2 separate regions of the Homo sapiens genome follow, and region 2 is linked to region 1. Evidence: read pairs that join two places in POLR2A ChIA-PET (ENCODE). Cell type or tissue: GM12878. All regions are shown on one strand.

Region 1 (4,000 bases):
TGGAAAGGGATGAGAGGGAAATGGAAAACTAAAGGGTGGCACTCTTTGAAAGGGGGTTTGCTAGATTACTTTGTCCGGGGTCCTCAAAGGAGCGGGCTGAGCGTTGGGACGGGGTCCTGGTAAAGAAGGAGGATGCGCCCAGGATAATCATATTATTATGAGTTACCAGTTGCTGAGCACTTATCATGAACCAGGCATTATGCTAAGTGCTGCCTATGTCTCACATAATCCTCATCATAACATCATGAAGTGGGAACAGTTATATCCGTTTATCTATGCAAAAACTGAGACTTAGTTTGAGTAACCTGCCTGGAGTCTGTCCGGAAATGCTGCCGCTGTGATTCAAACCCAATTTAAAGCTAAGCCTCTCAACCTCGATGCTCTGCTACCCACCATTCTAGGCAACCAATAAATGTGGCTGAATTGATTTGGAGATTAATTATCACCACCACCACGCTTTCCCTAATAATAATAGGGCCTTGTGAATGTGTGGGCTCCCAGTCACCAGAATGGCTCACTTAGAGCCTGAGAGATCACACCCTGGGGGAGGTTGGACAAAACCATCTCAGCAGCCCCACCAGATCTATCAGATCTTTTGATCCAGTCAACTTTCAGGGTAAACAGGGTCATTTCAGACCATCTGGAGAAGCATAATGGCAATTCTTAGAAAATCTTTGGTAGCTCTCTGAACTCTAAGAAGCACTTCTTAAGCAAACCTCTAAGCTGTCTCTACCATCTTATGGCCTTTTTCTCTGAGACCAAGTCGAAAGGAGCTGGGAGCCAGGCCGGTGCATTCCTCCCCAGGCCCTTTCTTCACCATTCACTTCTGAGCACTCTATGCTCACCGTTCCATAAAGAAGTCTCTCTCTTCCTGGTTGATCTTGCCTCAGCTCAGTCTTTCCCTCAATATTAAGCTGAAAACAGGGAAATTCAATCAAAGTGAAGGCTTCCTTTACCCCAGCAGGTCCTACAAGCATTTAATAAGTTGCGTGGAGATGTAAAAATAGATCATGAAGCGGTTGATAAGAATAACATTTCTTGCCAAGAGAGCCCTTATGCAGGAGGACTAGCAAAAAAAAAAAAAAAAAAAAAAAAAAAAAGCGAGAGAGAGAAGCTCAGGAGCATTGACAGTACAAGAAATAAGATTTGCTTTTGGAGAAAAGAGAACAGAGAAGTTTTGAGATGAGAGCATGCTGGATACCAACAGAAAAAACAGTGAGTTCTGAAAGTGGGGAGGGGGATTGCAGGCGTAGAAGTAGCAACAGAGTTCCATCAGGCCAGGAGATGAATGCCTGTAATCCCAGCACTCTGGGAGGCCAAGGGGAGGATCCCTGGAGCCCAGGAGTTTGAGACTGGCCTGAGCAACATGCAAGACCCAGTCTCTACAATAAAAAATTTTTAAAATTAGCTAGAATCACTCCTTGACTCCCCAGCTCCTTGGGAGGCTGAGGTAGGAGAATCCCTTGAAGCCCGGGAAGTCACTGCAGTGAGCTATGATCAGGCTGCTTCACTCCAGCCTGTGTGACAGAGTGAGACCCTATCTCAAAAAAAAAACAAACAAAAAACAAACAAACAAAAAAAAACAACCAAACAAACAGAAACCTCTATCTCATGGCAGCCTTGGAAATAATTACAGTGCATAGAAAAATCAATCGGCAAGCTTTTACTGAGCACTGGAACACGATGGCAATGTGAAACCAAAAGACCAGGCCCCTTTGCAAGGAGAGTGCAGAGTACTGGGGAGATAAAAATAGCACACTTGAAACAATTAGAGAGCAATTAATGCCAACTGTCTGGTTCTGACTCAAGTACAACGGGACTCCAGAGAGTGGAGGAAGCCTGGCGAGCTGGAATAATCTGCCAGGCAGGGGTAGGAAAAACTCACAGGGACCCCAAGGTCTTGGGTGTCACATGCTTTGAGGAAAAGAGTCTATTCCTATGGAATGCTCTGCTTGCGTAATACACACAACTCAAACTAACCACAGTCTTGCCCTTCCAGAAGTTTCCAATTAAAAAGCAGAACATAGCGCTTGACCTACGACAGCTTTGCTAAATAAATGGATGAAAGAACAAGTGATTGGAGTCCTAGGACTTCTTAGGGATAACTGAGGAAGCAAGGGAGTGGGAATGGCATGGTTGTAGAAATATTCCTTGGTCTACTGGCTCCTTTCTGAGGGCAGGGACTTTGTCTTTCTTCCATATTTATTAAGCCCTCACCATACAAAAAAATATTGTGCTGGCCCTGAAAATGAGAGGTCTGGAGATGCAACAGACATAGTCTATGAGCTTCCAAATGTCTCATACAAGAGCTTCCTTTGAAACCTGGAGCTTAATTCTGTACATCATGCCTTAGATGACTGAATATCCTTTCCCTAAATACACATCTACTAAGTCAATCATAAATTCTGTAAATAGTTTGCACCTACTATGTGCTAGATAATGTGATAGGTGGTCAAGATAAGCATGAAAAACAGTGTTTTCTTCTAAAAAGAGCTTATTGTTGGCTGGGTGCAGTGGCTCACACATGTAATCCCAGCACTTTGGGAGGCCGAGGCAGGAGGATCACCTAAGGTCAGGAGTTCGAGACTAGCCTGGTCAACAGGGTGAAACCCTATCTCTACTAAAAATACAAAAATTAGCTGGGCATGGTGGCTGGCACCTGTAATCCCAACTACTGGGGAGGCCGAGGCAGGTTCGAGAATCGCTTGAACCCAGGAGGTGGAGGTTGCAGTGAGCCGAGATCCCGCCATTGCACTCCAGCTGGGGCGACAAGAGCAAAACTCTCTCTCAAAAATAAATAAATAAAATCAAAAGAGCTTACTGTCAAGTGGTAGAGAAATAGTCATATATTTAGTGCAGTATATACTTGTTCTCATGGCATGTCGTGCAATGTGTGGGCAGAGCTCAAGAAAAAGATCACCTAAGCTGTCCAGAGGAGTGAAGGCCGAGCCCACAGAGGAAGAAGCATTTGAGTGGATTCTGTCAGGGGCAAGGTGTGGTAAGTGGGAATAACATGTAGGCAGGTGGACTGGAATGTGCAAAATCTGGATGCATGAGAGGACTTAGTAACATGTTCTGAGAGCTGGGAATAACTGAGTACTACCAGGGCATAACATTCTGAAGGGGGAGTAGGAGAAGATGCCATTAGACAGAGCAGCCATTATCTGTCTAACATCAGATTATCTTTCCCCAACTATCTGTCCCTAATTTTGATGGACTGTGGATGCCATGCCAATAGAACAGATTGCATCATGATGAAGACTGAGGGGCCATCAAGGAATGCTGAGTGGTGGAATGATGGGATCAGGTTTGTGGATGAAAAAGAACCTTCTATCAGCTGCATGGAGGAAGGTGGGAGTAGGGTGGAGGCAGCCTGGGGAAGGATAACTGAGGCAGGAGACAGAGGCCAAACAAGATGTCTTTGCAGTGCTTCACATAGGAGACCATGGGAGCTTTCAGGCACGGGCAGTGGGGAAAGGACAGGAAGAGCCTAGAAAGCTACTTACTTTGATTTCAAAGTCAACAGGGCTTGGTTGCCAATTGGATGTGGAGCAAGGGAGGGGAGATGAGGATGATTGTGAAGGTGGCAGTGGCAAGGGTCGCAAGCACCACCAAGCAGTACTCTTGTCTTCATTCTCCCTGGGCTGCCTCTTCCCTAACTCATTCTTTGTCTCCTGCAGGACCTCTGAAACACTACACCAGAGTAAATAAATGCCCTTGCATCCTCCAGTTCTTCCTGGAATCCCGCACCCTCTTCCTGATTTGAATGGAAACTCACTCTTACACAAGGGCATCCTGGAATCCCGCACCCTCTTCCTGATTTGAATGGAAACTCACTCTTACACAAGGGCATCCTGGAATCCCGCACCCTCTTCCTGATTTGAATGGAAACTCACTCTTACACAAGGGCATCCTGGAATCCCGCACTCTCTTCCTGATTTGAATGGAAACTCACTCTTACATGAGGGCACGGCTTCACCTGCTTTGTCTCTTCTGAGGG
Region 2 (4,000 bases), 240 kb before region 1:
CTGGGCATGGTGGCACGCACCTCTAGTCCCAGCTTCTCAGGAGGCTGAGGGAGGAGAATCACTTGAACCCAGGAGGTGGAGGCTACAGTGAGTCAAGATCACACCACTGCATTCCAGCCTGGCAACAGAGCAAGACTCCGTCTCAAAAAAAAAAAAAAAAAAAAAGTTTTTTTTTTTGTTTGTTTGTTTTCCTTTTGCAGAGATGGGGTCTTACTGTGTTGCCCAAGCTGGTCTCAAACTCCTGGACTCGAGCAATCCTCCTGCTTTGGCCTTCCAAAGTGCTAGGTTTACAGGCAAGAGCCACTGTGGCTGGCCCTAATTTTTAAATTGTTTTACTAATTGAAATCTTTAGCAGAGCTGCTTACAAGTAGCCAAACTCATTGAGTTTTCCTTTTTTATAACTTACTTTTCCATCCACAAGTGGTAACAAAAACATATGATATAAAAGATGACAGAGGGCTGGGTACAGTGGCTCACGCCTGTAATCCCAGCACTTTGGGAGGCTGGCGGATCACCTGAGGTCAGGAGTTGGAGACCAGCCTGGCTTACATGGTGAAAGCCCATCTCTGCTAAAAATACAAAAATTAGCCAGGCGTGATGGTGTGCGCCTGTAGTCCCAGCTACTCGGGAGGCTGAGGCAGGAGAATCGCTTGAACCCAGGAGGCGGAGGTTGCAGCAGTGAGCCAAGATCACACCACTGCACTCCAGCCTGGGCAACAGAGTGAGACTGCGTCTCAAAAAAAAAAAAAAAAAAAAAAGAAGTAAATAATTGTAAACATAATTACTAAACATGGGGTCCTTGAACTGTATAATTTTTTTTTTTTTTTGAGAGTCTTGCTCTGTCACCCAGGCTGGAGTGGAGTGGTACGATCTCCGCTCACTGCAACCTCCACCTCCCGGGTTCAAGTGATTGACCTGCCTCAGCCTCCCGAGTAGTTGGGACCACAGGCATGTGCCACCACGCCCAGCTAGTTTTTGTATTTTTAGTAGAGATGGAGTTTCACCATCGTGGCCAGGCTGGTCTTGAACTCTTGACCTCAAGTGATCCACCTACCTCAGCCTCCCAAAGTGTTGGAATTACAGGCGTGAGCCATGGCCCCCAGCCTACATTTTAAATAAATTGATATGACTGTATCATCTTTGAAGAATCAACTGTACCTATTATTTTGTAGTTTTAATGTACCTTATCTTTTTGCCTCTCAGAAGATTGGACAGATTTAATCTTGATGTGCTCAAGATACTCTGTGCTTAACATTCAACAAAAATTACATGATCTAAGCCCATCATTACCATGTAAAGACAAATCAGGCAATTATAAAATTGGGAATTGTATCTTGTTTTGCAGAACAAGGGAAAACTAAAGGATTTGGACTTGTGTGAGTGAGCTAAGTGTGTCCCAAGTATGGTGAACAGCTTTAGGTCAAGGAAGAAAGCAAAGAGGAGAGAAAGCCTATAGCTGAGTGTAAAAGTTTGAGGATTTCAGGAGGGAAGATGATGATGAATCAGGATCTGTCAGTTCTGATGGAATATACTAACAGTGGCTGGGTTTAAATCCTGGCTCCAGGGCCGGGCACAGTGGCTCATGCCTGTAATCCCAGCACTGGAAGGCTGAGATGGGCGGATCATGAAGTCAGGAGATTGAGACCATCCTGGCTAACGGTGAAACCCGTCGCTACTAAAAATACAAAAAATTAGCCAGGCGTGGTGGCAGGCGCCTGTTGTCCCAGGTACTCGGGTGGCTGAGGCAGGAGAATGGCGTGAACCCGGGAGGCGGAGCTTGCAGTGAGCTGAGATTGTGCCACTGCACTCCAGCCTGGGCGACAAAGCTAGACTCGGTCTCAAAATAAAAATAAAAGTGAAAATAAATGCTGGCTCTACTACTGACTTAACCTCTTTGAGCCTTACATTTCTCACTTGTAGAATGTGAATACAAATATTTCCTTATAGGGTTGATGTGAGTATGACATTGAGACAAAATGTATAATGTACTTAGTGTGACTGGCACGTGATGGCTCAGTAAGTGATGATTACTATTATTGCTGCTATTTTGCAATGACCTCTGTGAAGTTTTTTCCAGATGTATTTGAATCTCTTAGTGCATACTTTTCAGATTTATTTGAACCCCTTAGTGTGTGCTTCTCTGTTGGCACTTCACCTAGGCACAAAATACTTACTTAGTAATTATTATTTCATTAATTTTGATAAATCCTTAAGGACAGCAACTCTTGGTATCCCCTGTGCAACTTATACCTAGCATCTTGCCTTGTGAGAGAAAAAAGTAATTGGTAAATTCGTGACTGAAATTGATAAATAATAGATCGTATTCAGTCTGAGTTCTTCTGTTCTTCTGTTGGCAGCAAGCTGATAAACAAATTTCCATTCCAGGTTATATGAGCTTCAGCTTCTCCTACAGTATCACTTTTACTTGTTTATTTTTTAATTGCTGATACAGATGCATCCATAATAAATATTTGGTTTTTGTGATGCTGAAACACAGTCCCAATTACAAGGCAACTTAGAAGTTAAAACTGAAACTGAAATATAAACAGCTTAACACCAGAAGGAAGCAAAACTATATATGTCTTTTTGCAACAGCAGTTCCGAAATTGTTTTTATACACTGTAACAACAAAGGTACCAACTTCCTTATTTCACAAATTTAAGTTTGGTTTATATATTTTATTGACATGGTTACTCAATGTCCACATCATTCCATCTGCATCGTCTTCCTACAAACAGTTTTTCTTCTACTATTCGGTTATTTCTCCTTTTTTTGTTTCCTATTTCAGAATCAAATTTATTTTACTTGCAAAGTCAGTGGAATATGGTTTGGAACCAGTAGGGCCTCTAACTTAAGCCCAGAACCTGTCAAAGAGAAGTGCAGTATCATTGCTAAGACTTGAACAGTTTATCTCTCAGAATCTTCAGTTCCTTTGAATTTCTCAGCTCTTAGTGTAATCTGTTTTATGTGTTTGTTGTAGACTTCCATTATGGATAGATTTCCAAAATAATTTGGGTAATCAACTGGTATTTTAGCATTCTGGTAACTAACATGTTTAAAAATCTAAGGCTCTTTTTCATGCAAAGGAGACTGATTTTTGCTTTCAAAAGCATAGGCAGGAAACCTTAGGTTCAAAGGTAGTAAATAATGATGAGCAAATTGCTAGTGATGATACAGCTGCAGCTTCCGTTGTGTATTTGTTTGGCTCAGGTACTCTAGAAATGAGAATTCTTAGAATTACATAGCAGAAGTGATATGTTGCCTGGATACCACACTACCAGAGGAATAAAAATGTAGTTAGAGTAAGGGGTTTTATATTTTACAATGAGACAGTGTTAGTGTAAGAAGCATTCCAAATACGCCAGTTCTCTTAAACCCATAGCAGACATTTATATGTTAATTCCTCAATGTCTCATTTCCCACCTTTTTTAGAGGAAGAAAATACTCAGGCTAAAACTTTCACCCAAGCATAAACTCCTGGGGACTTTACAAGAATTTTGTTTTTTGCACTATGTGACGACACGATTGTGAGAATTAAATATAGGAGTGAAAAACCAGAGAAATGGGGCAAAATCCCAGATTAGTCTTTCCTCTTTAAGCATCTGCTTCCCATTTTAGAAACATGCTTTCATCACCACATTCAGCATCAATTTTTTTCTTTCCTCTAACCTGCTCTTCTTTTAAAAAGTATTCTGGGCCGGGCATGGTGGCTCACACCTGTAATCCTAGCACTTTGTGGGGCCGAGGTGGGTGGATCACCTGAGGTCAGGCGTTTTGAGACCAGCCTGGTCAACATGGCGAAACCCCATCTCTACTAAAAATACAAAAATTAGCTGTACGTGGTGGCGCACACCTATAATCCAAGCTACTTGGGGGACTGAGGAAGGAGAATCGCTTGAACTCGGGAGGTGGAGGTCGCAGTGAGCCGAGATACGCCACTGCACTCCAGCCTGCGTGATGAGAGCAAGACTGCATCTCAAAAAAAAAAGTATTCTGAGCC

Evidence for each region. Peaks named below come from ENCODE experiments on the same cell type or tissue, not always from the same donor. Only the 100,000 strongest peaks of a DNase experiment are listed, where the experiment ranks them.
Region 2: POLR2A ChIA-PET joins it to region 1 with 5 read pairs; 6 of 35 experiments call an interaction of 5 or more read pairs at or near these places.

Annotation. Positions count from the first base shown.
Region 1 is chr11:123,306,424-123,310,423 of GRCh38, forward strand. No RefSeq gene overlaps it. Among named protein-coding and RNA genes, the nearest start is that of LINC02727, 6.4 kb to the right of the region's middle. In GM12878, no CTCF peak of the experiment used is centred here; a DNase peak (open chromatin) is centred at 1,708; H3K27me3 peaks cover 122 bases.
Region 2 is chr11:123,067,457-123,071,456 of GRCh38, forward strand. It overlaps CLMP (CXADR like cell adhesion molecule), which reads right to left. Exons shown (of 7, transcript NM_024769.5): 7 at 2,416-4,000. All of the region lies in intron 1 of LOC124902775 (a long non-coding RNA gene), which reads left to right. Among named protein-coding and RNA genes, the nearest start is that of HSPA8, 7.3 kb to the left of the region's middle. RefSeq lists a silencer at 1,001-1,050. In GM12878, no CTCF peak of the experiment used is centred here; DNase peaks (open chromatin) are centred at 1,925 and 3,169; H3K4me3 peaks cover 1,938 bases; H3K27ac peaks cover 3,415 bases.